Linked DNA regions of Homo sapiens: all the other regions are linked to region 4. Evidence: chromatin contacts called from ENCODE Hi-C or POLR2A ChIA-PET data. All regions are on one chromosome and are shown on one strand. Each heading gives the region's core, a stretch centred on a gene start or an enhancer-like site at or near the end of the contact. The rest is flanking DNA. Distances are from core to core; before and after follow the strand shown. Region 1 overlaps LOC101927759 (a long non-coding RNA gene). Region 2 overlaps BPHL (biphenyl hydrolase like). Region 3 holds the start of TUBB2B (tubulin beta 2B class IIb). Region 4 holds the start of WRNIP1 (WRN helicase interacting protein 1). Region 5 has its middle 13 kb from the start of LINC02525.

The links. A loop is a pair of places that touch in the nucleus more often than their neighbours do. ChIA-PET counts read pairs that join two places held with the same protein, here RNA polymerase II (POLR2A). Pooled maps may share reads with other maps.
Region 1: a map of CD4-positive, alpha-beta memory T cell shows a loop between it and region 4 (28-fold over the local background). The contact joins the enhancer-like site here to the promoter of WRNIP1 in region 4. A Hi-C loop is called at or near these places in 3 of 168 maps with a recorded cell type or tissue (CD4-positive, alpha-beta memory T cell and naive thymus-derived CD4-positive, alpha-beta T cell), 3 of 37 single-sample maps with no recorded cell type and 12 of 50 pooled maps. POLR2A ChIA-PET finds 5 or more read pairs at or near these places in 5 of 52 experiments (B cell, CD4-positive, alpha-beta T cell, HEK293 and 1 more).
Region 2: a loop to region 4 is called in a pooled map, with 2.6 times the contacts of the local background. The contact joins the enhancer-like site here to the promoter of WRNIP1 in region 4. A Hi-C loop is called at or near these places in 2 of 50 pooled maps. POLR2A ChIA-PET finds 5 or more read pairs at or near these places in 3 of 52 experiments (T-cell, WTC11 and naive thymus-derived CD8-positive, alpha-beta T cell).
Region 3: a map with no recorded cell type shows a loop between it and region 4 (17-fold over the local background). The contact joins the promoter of TUBB2B here to the promoter of WRNIP1 in region 4. A Hi-C loop is called at or near these places in 2 of 37 single-sample maps with no recorded cell type and 5 of 50 pooled maps. POLR2A ChIA-PET finds 5 or more read pairs at or near these places in 1 of 52 experiments (AG04450).
Region 5: a pooled map shows a loop between it and region 4 (6-fold over the local background). The contact joins the enhancer-like site here to the promoter of WRNIP1 in region 4. A Hi-C loop is called at or near these places in 1 of 37 single-sample maps with no recorded cell type and 7 of 50 pooled maps. POLR2A ChIA-PET finds 5 or more read pairs at or near these places in 4 of 52 experiments (AG04450, OCI-LY7, SK-N-SH and 1 more).

What each region holds. Positions count from the first base shown.
Region 1 is chr6:3,025,907-3,028,606 of GRCh38, reverse strand. LOC101927759 (a long non-coding RNA gene) reads right to left here. Exons shown (of 3, transcript NR_152848.1): 2 at 1,736-1,854; 3 at 1,173-1,662. Among named protein-coding and RNA genes, the nearest start is that of NQO2, 27 kb to the right of the region's middle. RefSeq lists enhancers at 1,490-1,649, 2,618-2,700. Within about 2 kb of position 1,431, at least 11 of the 41 ENCODE cell types and tissues checked have a DNase peak (open chromatin) inside an H3K27ac peak, as active enhancers do; they include B cell and CD4-positive, alpha-beta T cell, where a contact is called at or near this core.
Region 2 is chr6:3,138,166-3,140,865 of GRCh38, reverse strand. BPHL (biphenyl hydrolase like) reads right to left here. Exons shown (of 7, transcript NM_004332.4): 6 at 357-480. Among named protein-coding and RNA genes, the nearest start is that of TUBB2A, 18 kb to the left of the region's middle. RefSeq lists an enhancer at 1,443-1,522. Within about 2 kb of position 1,450, at least 16 of the 41 ENCODE cell types and tissues checked have a DNase peak (open chromatin) inside an H3K27ac peak, as active enhancers do.
Region 3 is chr6:3,226,223-3,228,922 of GRCh38, reverse strand. TUBB2B (tubulin beta 2B class IIb) reads left to right here and starts at 1,270. Exons shown (of 4, transcript NM_178012.5): 1 at 1,270-1,436; 2 at 2,254-2,362; 3 at 2,654-2,700. The coding sequence starts at 1,380. RefSeq lists a silencer at 1,074-1,363 and enhancers at 968-1,626, 1,627-2,287.
Region 4 is chr6:2,764,040-2,766,739 of GRCh38, reverse strand. WRNIP1 (WRN helicase interacting protein 1) reads right to left here and starts at 1,347. Exons shown (of 7, transcript NM_020135.3): 1 at 296-1,347. The coding sequence starts at 1,117. It also overlaps a transcript of MYLK4 not described here. RefSeq lists silencers at 427-746, 917-1,376, 1,537-1,586, 1,967-2,056 and enhancers at 1,511-1,805, 1,903-2,700.
Region 5 is chr6:3,207,902-3,210,601 of GRCh38, reverse strand. No RefSeq gene overlaps it. Among named protein-coding and RNA genes, the nearest start is that of LINC02525, 13 kb to the right of the region's middle. RefSeq lists enhancers at 1,023-1,112, 1,113-1,407, 355-1,554. Within about 2 kb of position 1,306, at least 7 of the 41 ENCODE cell types and tissues checked have a DNase peak (open chromatin) inside an H3K27ac peak, as active enhancers do.

The sequences.
Region 1 (2,700 bases), core at 182-2,681, 260 kb before region 4:
CAGAAAGTGAAAGCTGCAGGCCTTTGTGACGACTGTTACAACTCATAAACGCAGTGTAGACCAGAAAAGAGTACAACAGCAAAAGCTATTACAATAAGCAAAAAAACAAAACCGTCACAGCATGGAAACAAATCCGACTTCGTTGCTATTGCTGGCTAGGGCAGCCTGCTTTTATACTCTTATCTGGCCCCACCCACATCCTGCTGATTGGTAGAGCCAAGTGGTCTGTTTTGACAGGGTGCTGATTGGTGCGTTTACAATCCCTGAGCTAGACATAAAGGTTCTCCAAGGCCCCACCAGAATAGCTAGATACAGAGTGTGGATTGGTGCATTCACAAACCCTGAGCTAGACACAGGGTGCTGATTGGTGTGTTTACAAACTTTGAGGTAGATACAGAGTGCCAATTGGTGTGTTTACAATCCCTGAGCTAGACATAAAGGTTCTCCACGTCCCCACCACACTCAGGAGCCCAGCTGGCTTCACCCAGGTGGAGCTGCCTGCCAGTCCCGCGCCCTGTGCCTGCACTTCTCAGCCCTTGGGTGGTTGATGGGACTGGGCGCCTGGAGCAGGAGGCGGCGCTCTTGGGGGAGGCTTGGGCTGCCCAGTAGCTCACGGAGAGTGGGGGAGGCTCAGGCATGGCGGGCTGCAGGTCCCGAGCCCTGCCCCGCGGGAAGGCAGCTAAAGCCCGGCGAGAAATCGAGCGCAGCGCCCGTGGGCTGGCACTGCTGGGGGACCCAGTACATCCTCCGCAGCCGCTGGCCCGGGTGCTAAGCCCTTATTGCCCGGGGCCGACAGGGCCGCCCGGCTGCTCTGAGTGCGGGGCCCGCCAAGCCCACGCCCACCCGGAACTCCAGCTGCCCCGCAAGCGTCGCGCGCAGCCCCGGTTCCCGCTCGCGCCTCTCTCTGCACACCTCCCTGCAAGCTGAGGGAGCCGGCTCCGGCCTTGGCCAGCCCAGAAAGGGGCTCCCACAGTGCAGCGGCGGGCTGAAGGGCTCCTCAAGTGCCGCCGAAGTGGGAGCCCAGGCAGAGCAGGCGCCGAGAGCGAACGAGGGCTGTGAGGACTGCCAGCACGCGGTCACCTCTCAATGGCACAGCCCCCAGGCCTGGTCTTGCTCCCTTTTGCTTGGTTATTAGTATTTGATGCCAACGCAGCCTAAGGTTCCACTCTCGCTTGCCAATCCACTGTCAGCAACTTGTTTATTGTGGTGGTGGTGGTTGTGGGGTGAGGGGTTGGGGATATGCTTGGGCATTTTCCTTCATTTTTATGATCTTAGTAACACATTTAAAAGTGCACTTGCTGTGATTTACTTGGCATCTAGAAGTGTTGCTGCAGGAGAGCTTTTCAGATGTCTTGTCTGCCACAGAACAGGAAGTGAAAGTCTCTGCATGGTTTTTGACCTCACCCAGACACGACACAAGAATCTCTGACCCACAAAACATGAGATCCTTGTTGAGCCGGGGACCCCGCCTTAGGTTTCTGGTGTCGCTTCTTAAAAATGGCCTTTGTTCAGTGCTGCTTCAATTCCCCGAAGGGTTCCTTCCAGCAGTGGAGCAGAGCACAAGCTTTGGAAAAGGCCGCCTGGTTTTTAGTTTGCGTGCTGCCTCTTGTAGGGGTGGAGCCTGGTCAAGTGACTTGAGCTCTGTAAGTTTCGGTTCACCATCTGTAACATGAAGATAACAAAACCTTCTTACAGATTGTCAGCTCAGGCTGCGAGACATCAACAGAGGACATACCTTCCATCCATGATTCAAGAGTTCAGATGACACACACTTGGATTCTGGGCAGCTTTACTCTCAATACATTCTCATCAAACACATCACTGGCTGCATCGACGTTCCAGCGCATCAGCCCACTTTATGGGAAGAAAGAAATGGGGAGAGATGAGCAGAAATCAGACTTCTTAGCAGACACAACCCGAGGCAGGGTCAGCACCTGGGCCGTCAGGATCCCAGACAGGATTTCAAGCTCCTCCTGGGATTCTAGTGGGGAAGGTTTCTCCTGACAGGACTGAGGACACACTGGCACCTTGCGTATCAGCTGGGGCAGCTATGGAAGCTAGACTCCCTTTCTTTCATAGATGGGGAAAGTGAGGCCCGAAGAGGTGGGGGAGCTTGTTCAGGGGTACTCAGCTGCTGGCAGAGCTGGGCCTGGATGCAGGACTGCATCAGCCTCTTCTGCCTCTGTCACTTCCCCACAAGGGCAGATTCTTTCTCACCTTTTCCTCCTCCTTCTTTGTGTATACACTTAACCTGCTTCATGAGGAGATATGCTACTTTAAATTTTGTTATAATTTTTATATACCTCTATGAATGTTTTTAGATTATGGTCATCAGATTCCAAAATTAATTTATGTTTTGTCTTCACTGGAGTACTGCATATTCCCATGTAGATAGTCACCATGCTTGCAGCATTATTTAGGATTCTTTGATTGTAACTGCTGTACACTCAACTCACAGCATTAAGCAAAAAAGGCAACATCTTGCCTCACATAACTGAAGAGCTGAAGAGGAAAAGCTCCAGTTCAGGCAGGGGTGGATGCAGGAGTTCACAGCGTGTCACTAGGAAGTTGTCTCTCTGTGTGGCTTGGCTGCACCGTCCTCTGCCTGGGCTGCATTTGTAGGCCAACGCTGTCTATGTGTTGGCCCCTGACCCACTTACTTCATCACAGCTCCAAGTCCAGAAACAAGAAAGGTCTCTC
Region 2 (2,700 bases), core at 201-2,700, 370 kb before region 4:
AAAAAACTAAACTGAAAATTCCCAAATTGTGTGAAACTGTTTCGGTTAATACTGATGGAAATAAATCTAAACTATTACCAAGTGACAGGGCTTAGCACCTATGAGCATGTTTGCCACTCATGAAAGTAAGAGCTGTCTATCTGAACATGCCTTTCCTTCTGGTTATCAGTCACCCACAGTTCAGGGCTTCTCTCTTCCGTGGTACCCTAAATAAAGCGGTGCTACTGACTGGCATTGGCAAAAGGGGGGCTGTGCACTCTAAAACTCCAACTCCTCTTGGTTATTTTCCTTCCAGTAGCTTTGCCCATTGACTCCGAGGCTCTCGGGGGGAGTGTGAAGGCGGTGACAGGACTTACCGTGAGCCTTTCACGTGCTTATGAATGAAGTCGGCATGAAACCGTGGGACCAGAGGATCCTTCTCACCGTGCACAATCAAGGCGGGGCACTGGACCCGGGGCAGCAGGTGCCGGCAGATGTTACCTGACGGATACACAGCACGAGGAATCTGCTTTAGTGCAACCATTCTACGCGGTCAGAGGAGGCGAAACTCGGCGAGCCCTGCCCCTCCTTGGCCCTCAGTTTCCCTATCCGTAAAAACTGTGTTTTGGATTTGACCGTGCCTGGGATTCCTTCCAGCTCTAACATTCTTTGGGTTCCCTTTTCTGTTTCTCTCTGTTTCTTGTTTGTTTGCCTGTTTCTGAGTTCTACTAGTAAATAAGCAGCCTGATTTAAATTCGCATAAAATAGTAGGAAAATCAAATAAACACCCCACCACTATATTCCACAGTGGCGGTTCCCACCGTGAAAACAGTGGTAGGTGCTTGACACCTGTAGAGCTTTTCCCTGGAAATCACGTTTCAGATGAGTGTAGGGGCCCCGGCCAGCCCTCAAAGCATATGAACCTCACAAGGAATTAATTATACAACTTGCGCACGGTAAAGCAGCTTCTCCTTATCGCTGATGCATCTGTGACACTCCTGACTAACATACTTTGGAGAGACTGTAAGGACTTACCCCCATTTATGAGAACTTTCCTGAGGCAATGATGGACAGCCTGGGCCCTAGTCCCTGTACTGCAGTTTCCTGCCTCTGTGAGGCTGTGGTGGCTCCTTAACCACTGGGAGCTTCAGCCACAAACAGGAACAATCACAGTTCCCCGGGGCTGTTGTGGGGCTAAAAAGAGAGTTGCGTCTGCGGTTCCTGGCATCCCTAAGCTAGCTCTTTCCTTCTCCATTCCCTCTCCGTGTGTGTCAAGAGGAAGGCACTGCAGCTCTGAGAAGGCTGGGAGCTGCCCCGACGGGGCAGTGCTCCCCCGCCCTGCACGGGCCCCAGGCCTTTCCCTCCTCTTCAGTGGGAAGTCACTGCCTGCTAAGTGAGAAGCGGACCTGCTGACTAGGGAAATACTTCTCCAGGTCTCTGACACTTCCCTCTCCTGTCCCGAGATGACACACACCGGCCAGCTGCATCATCACGTGATGATCAAAGTCAACATGCCTGAGTGCTCACTTGGTGCCAGCAACTGTTTAAACAATTTCACATCTGTTAAACACAGTAGTTACATGTTTTAACTCATTCAGCATATAAAAATGTTTGTTCATTAAGGACTTCTGTAATAACAGTAATACCAACCTTTCACTAGACACTTACTCTGTCTTTGATCCTGCACCAAAGCTGAATAGATAATACCTCATTTAATCCCCACAACAACAGCTTTTCGAGGTCACAGATAGGAAACCGAAGCTTCAAGAAGCTAAGTTACCTGCCCAGATCCATTCTAACAGCAAGCCGGGGACACAGGCAGAACTCACACTCAGGGCCATCGCACTCCAGAGCCGTGCAATGCAATGAATCCCTACACTATACCAAGCATCCATAAACCTGAGAGGACAGTCGGAAAAGAGGGCTCCTACCAAATGAGTCAGCACAGAAGGGGGACGCATCACGAAGGCCCTCGCTGTGAGACAGTTTATACACTGCTACAGCCTCTGTATCATGAACGTATTTTTGAATTGCTGATTTAACCCTATTTCCACCTTTAAATCTTCCTGTCTTTTCACTACTCTCTTCAACAAAACATCCAAGTTTACATTTTACAAATGTGCCCTCTTTAATGGAGAACTGTCTCAAACATCGTTTCATGGCATTTTTTTGTTTTAAGAGCAGAGATTTCCAGGGCCTGTCTCCATGGGTGGATGCTGCATCTGAACAGAAACATTATAAGGCATACATTTGATATATTTGCTGTTTTCAACTCAAACCAGAAGAGTAACATTTCCAAATGTCCTTTTCATTGTGAAAGTTTTGGCAGATGATTCATGCAGGAAATGATTACCTAATGGATCAAATTGGTCCTTCAATCACAACCATTTTGTAACAATGCACTCCAAGATTAGATCTTAGCTACTCTATTTTCTCAGTAATTAAAAAAAAATGAGATTATAAACATAAACAGCTGTATGAAAATAAACTATAATTCAGAATTTCTCTTAAAGATGTCAATTCTTACTTTAACTGGAAATCTTGTTAATTTTTCAGATAAAGAATAGGAGGCTGGGCATGGTGTCTCAGGCCTGTAATCCCAGCAATTGGGAGGGCCAAGGTGGGCGGATCACGAGGTCAGGAGATCAAGGCCATCCTGGCCAACATGGTGAAACCCTGTCTCTACTAAAATACAAAAAAAATGTGCCTGTGTGGTGGTGC
Region 3 (2,700 bases), core at 21-2,520, 460 kb before region 4:
AAGTCTGTGCACGCGCTCGTGCGAGTGCGCGTGGGTCTTGGGTCGTCTCGCGCGCGCTGGGCTGCAGTTTTTAGTCGTATTCCCCACCCTTCAACCGCAGCACGAAGCCTCGGACCTCCAGGTCGCCGCGATGGAAGATAAGAAAGTTTGTTACTCGGGCTTGGGCCACCCTTGGAACCCACCCTCTTACTTGACAATAGATGAACTGAATCCGAGGGCGGGGTGGGGGGGTGGGGCGCCTGTCGTGTGGTTTTAAATACTGGGTTACACAGCGTATCCCACGTTTCTGAGAGCCCTTTGTTCCGCCGACAGCCCCGCCCCCGGGACCCCACCCTCTTTCTGCCCTCCGGACGGTCAGTGCAGCGCCACCGGCCACTCCCACTCCATCACTAGCGAGCAACAAAAGTCAACCCCCGGGGCAGAGGGCTCCTGGGTACCAGCAGGGGCGTTATGCACTCCCGGAGAGGGTCGGGCAGGGCTGAGGGGCTCCGAGGTCGCTTCACCCCTAGATGCTGCGGCGCAGTGAGAGGAGCTACCAGCCCAAGACAGACAAAGGAGAAAGCAGGCCCACGCTGGGGCGGGGGCGGAGGCCGCGCTGGTGTTCATGGGCCGCAGGTGTCCCGGTTGCCATCAAGCACGACTTCCTTCTGGGGCCACCTGTCCTCCCCCAGGCCTCTGTGAGACGGAGCGCCGCCTGGGCAGTCGCTGGCCTCCAGGGTTGAGGAAAAAGACGGTGGTCTCACCAGGGGCAGTTGGCTGGAGGGACTCTGGCCAGTGGCCGAGTAGGAGCCGCAGTCCGAGGTGGCGGAGCAGCCTGTGCCACCTCAGCCCTCCCACCTGCCGGCACTGGAGCACCTGACGGCTTCTCCACATGCTCCAGTCCTCCATCGTTCCCATCCGGTGCCAGCTCTGCCCCCACCCCGGTCAGGACGCGCTGGTGGCCCTCGCCTCGCCGCCCTCTCACCCTCCTTTTCTTCACTGTTCCCCCATATCCCCATACCCAGACCCCCACCACAGCCCCAGACAATGCGCACGCCCCCACCATACTCCCGGTAGCCCCCACCCCTCTCCCGGTCGGCACGCCCGCTCTGATTGGCCGCGGGCCGGTGGTCCAGCCCCCCGGACGGTCCCTAGGGCTCGGAGCATTACGTCAGCCGGGCCTGGAGAGCGCCAGCGCGAAGGGGACTGGGGGGCTCGGGCTGGGGGCGCGGCCTGTGCCGGCCGCCCCACCCTCCTTGCATAAAAGCCGGAGCCCGCGGGGCCGGCGCTCTCAGCCCGTCGGTTCCCGAGCGCCTTCCCGGTGACCCCGCAGTGGGTGTGTGAGGGGAGGACGGACAGACCCAGACGCCGCCGGACCAGGAGGACGCTGACGAGGCACCATGCGTGAGATCGTGCACATCCAGGCGGGCCAGTGCGGCAACCAGATCGGCGCCAAGGTGGGCGCGCCGCAGCGGAGGGGGTCCAATGGGGGCGCGAACCTGGGCCGAGAGCCCCTCGGGGTCCCCAGGCGCGGTCCTGGGAAGGCCTGGGGATCGCCAAATGCAGACCTTCCTGGCCGCTTTGTGCCGCCGAGTGTGGCCTGGGCTAGGAGGTGACTTTCGCGGACGGAGGGGGCACCTCTCTTTCTTTCTGCTGTAACTCATTTGGAGTCCCCGTCACCCCCTCGGCCTCCCTCCGCGCTGGCTGCTTGGCAGGCACGCGTGCCTGGAGAAGACGAGGGTGTGTCCGCGAGGCTGTGCGCGGCGCTCCGCGCGAGGGGCTGGGACACCAGGAGGATTAATTGTACTCGCTTGAACCGGAGTCGAGCTGCCGGGGGAGGGGAGGAGAGCGATTGTCTTGCGGTCTCAGGACGTGCTTTGAATCTAAAACCGCGGTCCTTTAGCTCCTTTGCGTTCCTCTTTCCCCGCCCACCCGCTCCTGGCGGGCTGCAGTCCCTGTGCCCTCGCCTCCTGCCGCAGCCTGGGGCTGCGACCAGTGCGCCAAGCTCCGCCACTGCCCGGCTTTGGCTGGTCCTTACCCCCTCGACCCCTACCTCCCCCCGCGAGCGGCAGCTGTTTGCCTGGGAAACGCCCAGTTTCAACTTTCTGAACCTGCAAAATACAAGCCCCGCGGCTGTGCCCGGGTCACGACGCCCTTTAAAGCTTCAAGCTCCTGAAATGTTGGGTTGTCGGAACTGAGTCGGGGACATTTCATTGTGAGCCTTGGCGTTTCTGGGGGCATCGTTCATGGCTAAATGCAGCCTTTCTGTCTCAGTTTTGGGAGGTCATCAGTGATGAGCATGGGATTGACCCCACTGGCAGTTACCATGGAGACAGTGATTTGCAGCTGGAGAGAATCAATGTTTACTACAATGAAGCCACTGGTAATCACCCTTGCCCCACCCCCACTCCCTTCAGTTTTTCCACCTTCTCCCCTTTCCCTTGCGTGGGACCCCAGGGGTGTGGCCCTGGGAGAGGGTGGACTATTCAGTTTAGGATCCCCGCTCTTTCCCTGCAGTATTTCATTGGGCTTCCTTATGCCAACAGAGCCCTTTGAGAACCTGATGGTGGGTCTCCCTTTGTTTGGGGCAACATCTGCATGATGGCAGCAGGCGCCAAGCCCTTCTCTGCAGAGGTCCTTGCCTGAGGGTCTAAGTCACTGTTGTTCCTTGCAGGTAACAAATATGTTCCTCGGGCCATCCTCGTGGATCTGGAGCCAGGC
Region 4 (2,700 bases), core at 98-2,597:
TAAAGGCAGATCAAATCTAAGAGTCCACATCTTGTAAAACTATGGATTCACAGACATCGTCCTTTTGCAAACCCGGCAAGCCTGCCTTACCAATCTGGGGGTGTGTGCCCTTTTCACACCCATCACAGACTCCACCTGTGGACCAGGCACTGCCCCAGCCCAGCCCAAGTCTGCACCCCCTTATCCAGGAGAGGCAGGCGGCTTCTTTCGAGGGCAGCACACCCGGCTCTCCGACCATCAGCTGCATCCACCGCCGAGATAACTACGGAAGCCCAACGGCCAAGGCCGCACTCACCTTGCCGCAGCCCGGCGGCCCCCACAGGATAAGCGAGGGGATTTCGTTGGTCTCCAGGAGCGAGCGCAGCAGGGTATCCTGGCCCACGGCCTTGCTCTGCCCGAAGTAATCCTGCAGCGTGTCAGGACGCATCGTGTCGGCCAGCGGCTTGCCCTGTAGCATCTGTCGGATCTCCTCGGCAGCCAGCGCCCGGGGGTGCGGGCGGCCCCCGCCACTGGCCCCGAAGGCGGTGGCGGCTTCGGCAGCGTCCGCGTCCCAGTGCCCCGGGTCGTCCTCGCCGTCCGCGTCCGCGTCCCCGTCGCCATCGCCGTCGCCCACGGCCTCCTCCTCCTCCTGCGCCTCCGCCTCGTCCCAGCTGCGCGGAGACGCGCTCCCCGCCGCGGCGGCGGCCGCCGGCCTCTTCCCCGACCCCTTCCTCCCGGGGCTGCTGGAGCGGGCCACCGGGAAGTCGGGGATAAGGCGGGCGCCGCTGGGTGTGGGCGGCGCGTCGTAGCTCTCGCGGCTCTCGGTCTCGCCGCCGTCGTCGCCCTCCTCACCCTCGCCCTCGCTGCTCTCGGCTGCCGTCGGGGTGGCTGGCTGCTTCAGCGCCGAGCTCTCCGACAGCCGCCGCCTCTTGGCGCCGGGCGGCGAGGGCCCCTTGGCCCGCTCCCCGGCGCGGTGCGACCCGGCCGCGGGCTCCGCGTGCCCCGCCGGGTGGAGCAGCAGACAGCGGTCCAGGTGCGAGTTGATGTGCGCGGCGGGCATCATCTGCTGGCACACGGGGCACTGCACCTGGTGCAGCTGCGAAAGGAAGGGGTCGTCTTCCGGCCCGCTCACCTCCATGGCGGCCGCCGCCCTCCCCGGCGCCCGGCGCGGCCGCAGCAACCCGTGCGCACGCGGAGGCCTTCGATGCCCTCCGCTAGGCCCCGCGCCGCGAGACCCTCGCTCGGGGAACCAGCAGGACGCTCGCGGGCCGGAGGAGGGCGCCGCTCATGCCTCACGTCCGCAGCTCCCGCGTCCGCCCGCCCTCGGCCGGCCGCTGGCAGCGCCTCACGCGGCGTGTCGGGAAGTGTAGTTCGTGGCCGTTTGCCCCGGCGGCGGAGGCGCCTCGCGCGGCATGTAAGTAAGTGTAGTCCGTGGCCGTTTGCCCCAATCACCGCCGAGAATACCTCGCGCGGCACTTCGGGAAGTGTAGTCCGCGGCCATTCGCCCCAGCTGCCGTGCGTCCATTTCCGACTCTGAGAACAGCCTTTGCGGGGGCGGGGGAGGGGCGGGGGGGGGGGTTGCGAGGCGAGCGTGGTGCGCGTGCGCGAGGTTGCGCGGTGGCGGACGCAGCCCTCCGCCCAGGCCTGCGAGTCGCGCGAGGGCAGGGAGGAGCCACGGACTGCGCGAGGTTGTTGGAGCGGCGAGCGCCGCTTTCCCGGCCTTCCGTGCTGGGCTGTTGAATGGGCCTGTGGGGACAAGCAGGAGGCGGCCGCAGCGGGTCGTTTGTAACGAAAGGGAAATGGGGGAAAAAACCCAAAAGCCTCCAATAGAAAACCAGTGTTCTATTGGACGTGAACAGCAGAAAAAATACAAACAAGTACGCGAGTGAAAGAAATGCTCACCTCAGTAGTGGTCAGGGAAATGAAAATAAAGCGTCCCTCGCCCCCTTTTAGATGTGTTGGCGTTTAAGTCAAGGGCGGTTCACCTACAGCGCGCTTCGAGCCAAGAGATGCTTCTCGCGGGCCGCTGTGTAATAGTGGCAAATCGGAAACACCAGCCTTCTGTCTCCTTAGCAACCAAATGATGGGAGGCGCCCGTGTGCAATTACGTCCTAGACGGATAGAAATGGAAAGAATATCAGATTAAAACAAGTGTGGTAGTCTGCATCTTTGAATGAATTACCATGTTATTTTTTGCTTTTGTCTAAGTCTCCCGTTTTAAAACATGTATCTCAAAACAGGCATTTTTGGTAACTAGAAGAGGTAAATGAATTGAGGGAGAATGAAGACTTTTCCGAAATTTGGCCAAAACTTGAATTTTTATTTCATCTGGGCAAGAGCACATTGAGGGTCTCACTCGTTCTGTCGCCCAGGCTGGAGTGCAGGGCCGCGACCAGAGCTCACAGCCTTGAACTCCTGGGCGCCCGGGACCCTTCCGCCTTAGCCTTTGGAGTCGTCCTGGGGTTACAGGCTGAGCCACCACGCCTGGCTGGCTGGTTAAGAGTTGTTTCTAACTAAAAAAGTTAGGCTCAAAAATAAGATTAATAGAAACGCTAGAGAAACAAGTTAAACTTTAATCATCATGTAACGTGAAACTACCAAAAGAGGATCGTGAGCTTTCATTATTTTTTTGAGACGCAGTTTCACTCTTGTCCAGGCTGGAGTGCAATGGCGCAATCTCAGCTCACGGCAACCTCCGCCTCCCGGGTTCCAGTGATTCTG
Region 5 (2,700 bases), core at 57-2,556, 440 kb before region 4:
CGTGAGACCACAGCGGACCTGGGGTGAAGGCGCTTCTGGGCATGGGCCTCCTCCTTTCTCTCATTCCTGGACATAGCCCAAGGATGGACCTCGGCCTTCGGGTCCTGTATTGCTCCCTCAGTTATCTCTGGGCCACCGGTGATGGAGACACTTCCTCATGTAGACATTCAGCATTGTCTTTGGGGTGTTCCATCACCTTCAGTAGATCCTGGGGGTCTCTGTGGCCCTGGTCTGGGGCTCCTCACTGGCCTCATCCCGCTTCTCCTGATCCTGCTCAGGTTTCCTCGGGCAGAGCTGCTTGCCTGTGACAGTTCCAGCCTTCACTGAACTCCTCTGTCTGCCCCAGCAGCAGGGGCTACAGCCTGAGCCTGATTATGCTGGAGGTTATAGGGACTCAGTGGGCCACATCAGCTCCTGGGAACACATGCACCCCCAGCAGCACAGCCCTAACCTCATTAACTTATCTTAGAACCACTCATAAGTCTCTAGTTCCTCTGAGTGGTTTCTTTAGCTTATAGCTCATGCTCCCAGCAATAAACAAAAAGAGCTCGTTTGCTAAAGGTTCTGTGTGATTCTTGGAGCATCAAGCAGCTCTGCCCCCGGGGCCCAAATGATAAGCAGGCGTCACTCCACTCACATGCCCTGTGACTTGGCAAGCTCCTTAACCTCTCTGGGCTTTAGTTTCTTTATCTGTGAAATAGAAATTTCATCTGTGAAATAGTAACGATCATTATGATTCATAAGGTTAAATCCAAAAGAGTACCTAGAACAGTGCCTGGTGTATAGCAGTTCTTGACATTGTTGGTTATCATCGTTGTCATTGCTGAAGCCATTCAAGGCAGTGCAGAAGAATTCTCACCTCTTAGACAGAGTGCCCCGTAAAGCAAGCACCCTTGGGAGCCGTGGCTGGTGCCCAGGTCAGAGAGCAGGAAAGTGGGAATTCCATGTGGTAACTGAGTGAGGGGGAGTCATGAGTCACACTCTGGGGACTCTCCAAAGTACTAGGTTGAATCATATGAAATTGCTGGGGCTTTTGGAGAAAACCATAGGTTTCTATTAGTGTGGCCCCACTTGCAGTCTCAAGCAGAGGAGACTGGGAAAATACGGATTTCTCAGGTCTCCCACTCTTCCTACTTCTTCCGGGTTCTCCTGATGATTCATCTGCAGGGCGGAGCTTCTGAGTCTACACCCGGCTCCTCTAACCCTCAAGTGCCTACTCATCACCTGGGGATCTAGTTAAATGCAGATTCTGGCTTAGTTGGTCTAGGGCGGGGCCAGAGATTCTACATTTCCACCAAGTTCCCAGCTGATGCCGCTGCTGCCTGATCGTGCTGCGAGGAGCAGAGCTCTAGCATGTCGTCAGCAGGCCTTTGACTCATCCTAGCTCCAGAGATCCCAGAAGTCGCCCTTTCCCTTGCAGCCCCGGTAAATTAAAAACAGAATGAAACAAAGCTGCAGCAGGGCAGCAGCATCTGTGTCAAATTCCCCCACCCCACCTGTCTGGAGAGTTTCATAGGTGACACTTTTCGCTGCAGGCCCATTAAGCCTATTAAAAGGGATCTTTTTCCCTTTCCTTTCTTCACTGACCATTTGTTCAACAGATATTTACTGAGCACCCACCATTGACAGATACTACACTAAGAAGAGAGATTCCAATCTATGCTTTGTACTGCAGCCAGGGTGATTATCAGAATTGAAAACCTGATCCTGTTATTTCACTTCTTAAACTCTCATTTCCCTGAAGTATAAAGTGCAAGTGTCCTAATACAATGCTGAATACCCTCTGAAAGCAGACTTCTACCCTGATTGACAGTCACCCTACCTCTAGCCCTACCCAGTACCTGAAAGCTTCCCCTGCTCCCTGCTGACCAGCCCCCAAGCTTGGGCTCCTGCTCTCTCTCTCTCTCTCTCTCTCTCTCTACCTCACTCTTCCGAGCCTGCCCTTGCCACCTCATCCATCACTCATCCTTTTCAAGATAAAGCTCCCCACCACGCCGTTCAGGGAGTCTTCTCGGAACCGAGGTGGATTTCCTAAGCCCCCTTGGTTCTGACAACTTTACATAGAAATTCTGTCAGTTCCTTTCTCCACAAAACTTTAAGTTTCTCAGACATAGAGAAATGTCTCAGTCATTTCCCCATCAGCCAGTTTTGGCGGAGCTGCATTTCGGTCTAAGCGCTATGCTGCCTGGTAGGAATTCCTTCTTGCCTGCAAGTTTTCCCGTCTCAGAGGTTCATGGCCCCGACCTGCTTCCAGTCATTAGTGTTGGCTCCCAAGCAGCTGGCAAAGGGCTGGGTCACAGATTGCTGAGGGATGGAAAAGGATCCAGGGCAAATGTGCGTCATCCGTGGTATGCAATGTTTTACAGCTCAGCTATGGAGACAGAATCAGTAACAGCCCATCAGGAAAGGGTGAGGAGAATACCAAGGAAGCAAGAGAAGGACAGGAGGAAGGGTCACTGATGTCTCCCGAGAACCACGGTACCCTTAGAAATGCAGTGTGCTGGGGAACCTTAGATACACTCCCACCCTGAAATTCTCTCAACTGTGGATATAATGAGATGAAAAGGGAATCCAAACTCTTTGCAGCTTCTAAAACGAGTCCCATCTTGCTTCGCCTAATGTTTGGAAGGGCTAATCTTCCCTAATTTGGCAGCTGTTGCAACCATTTCACTTTCGTGTCACTGAATTGCTAAAAATCTT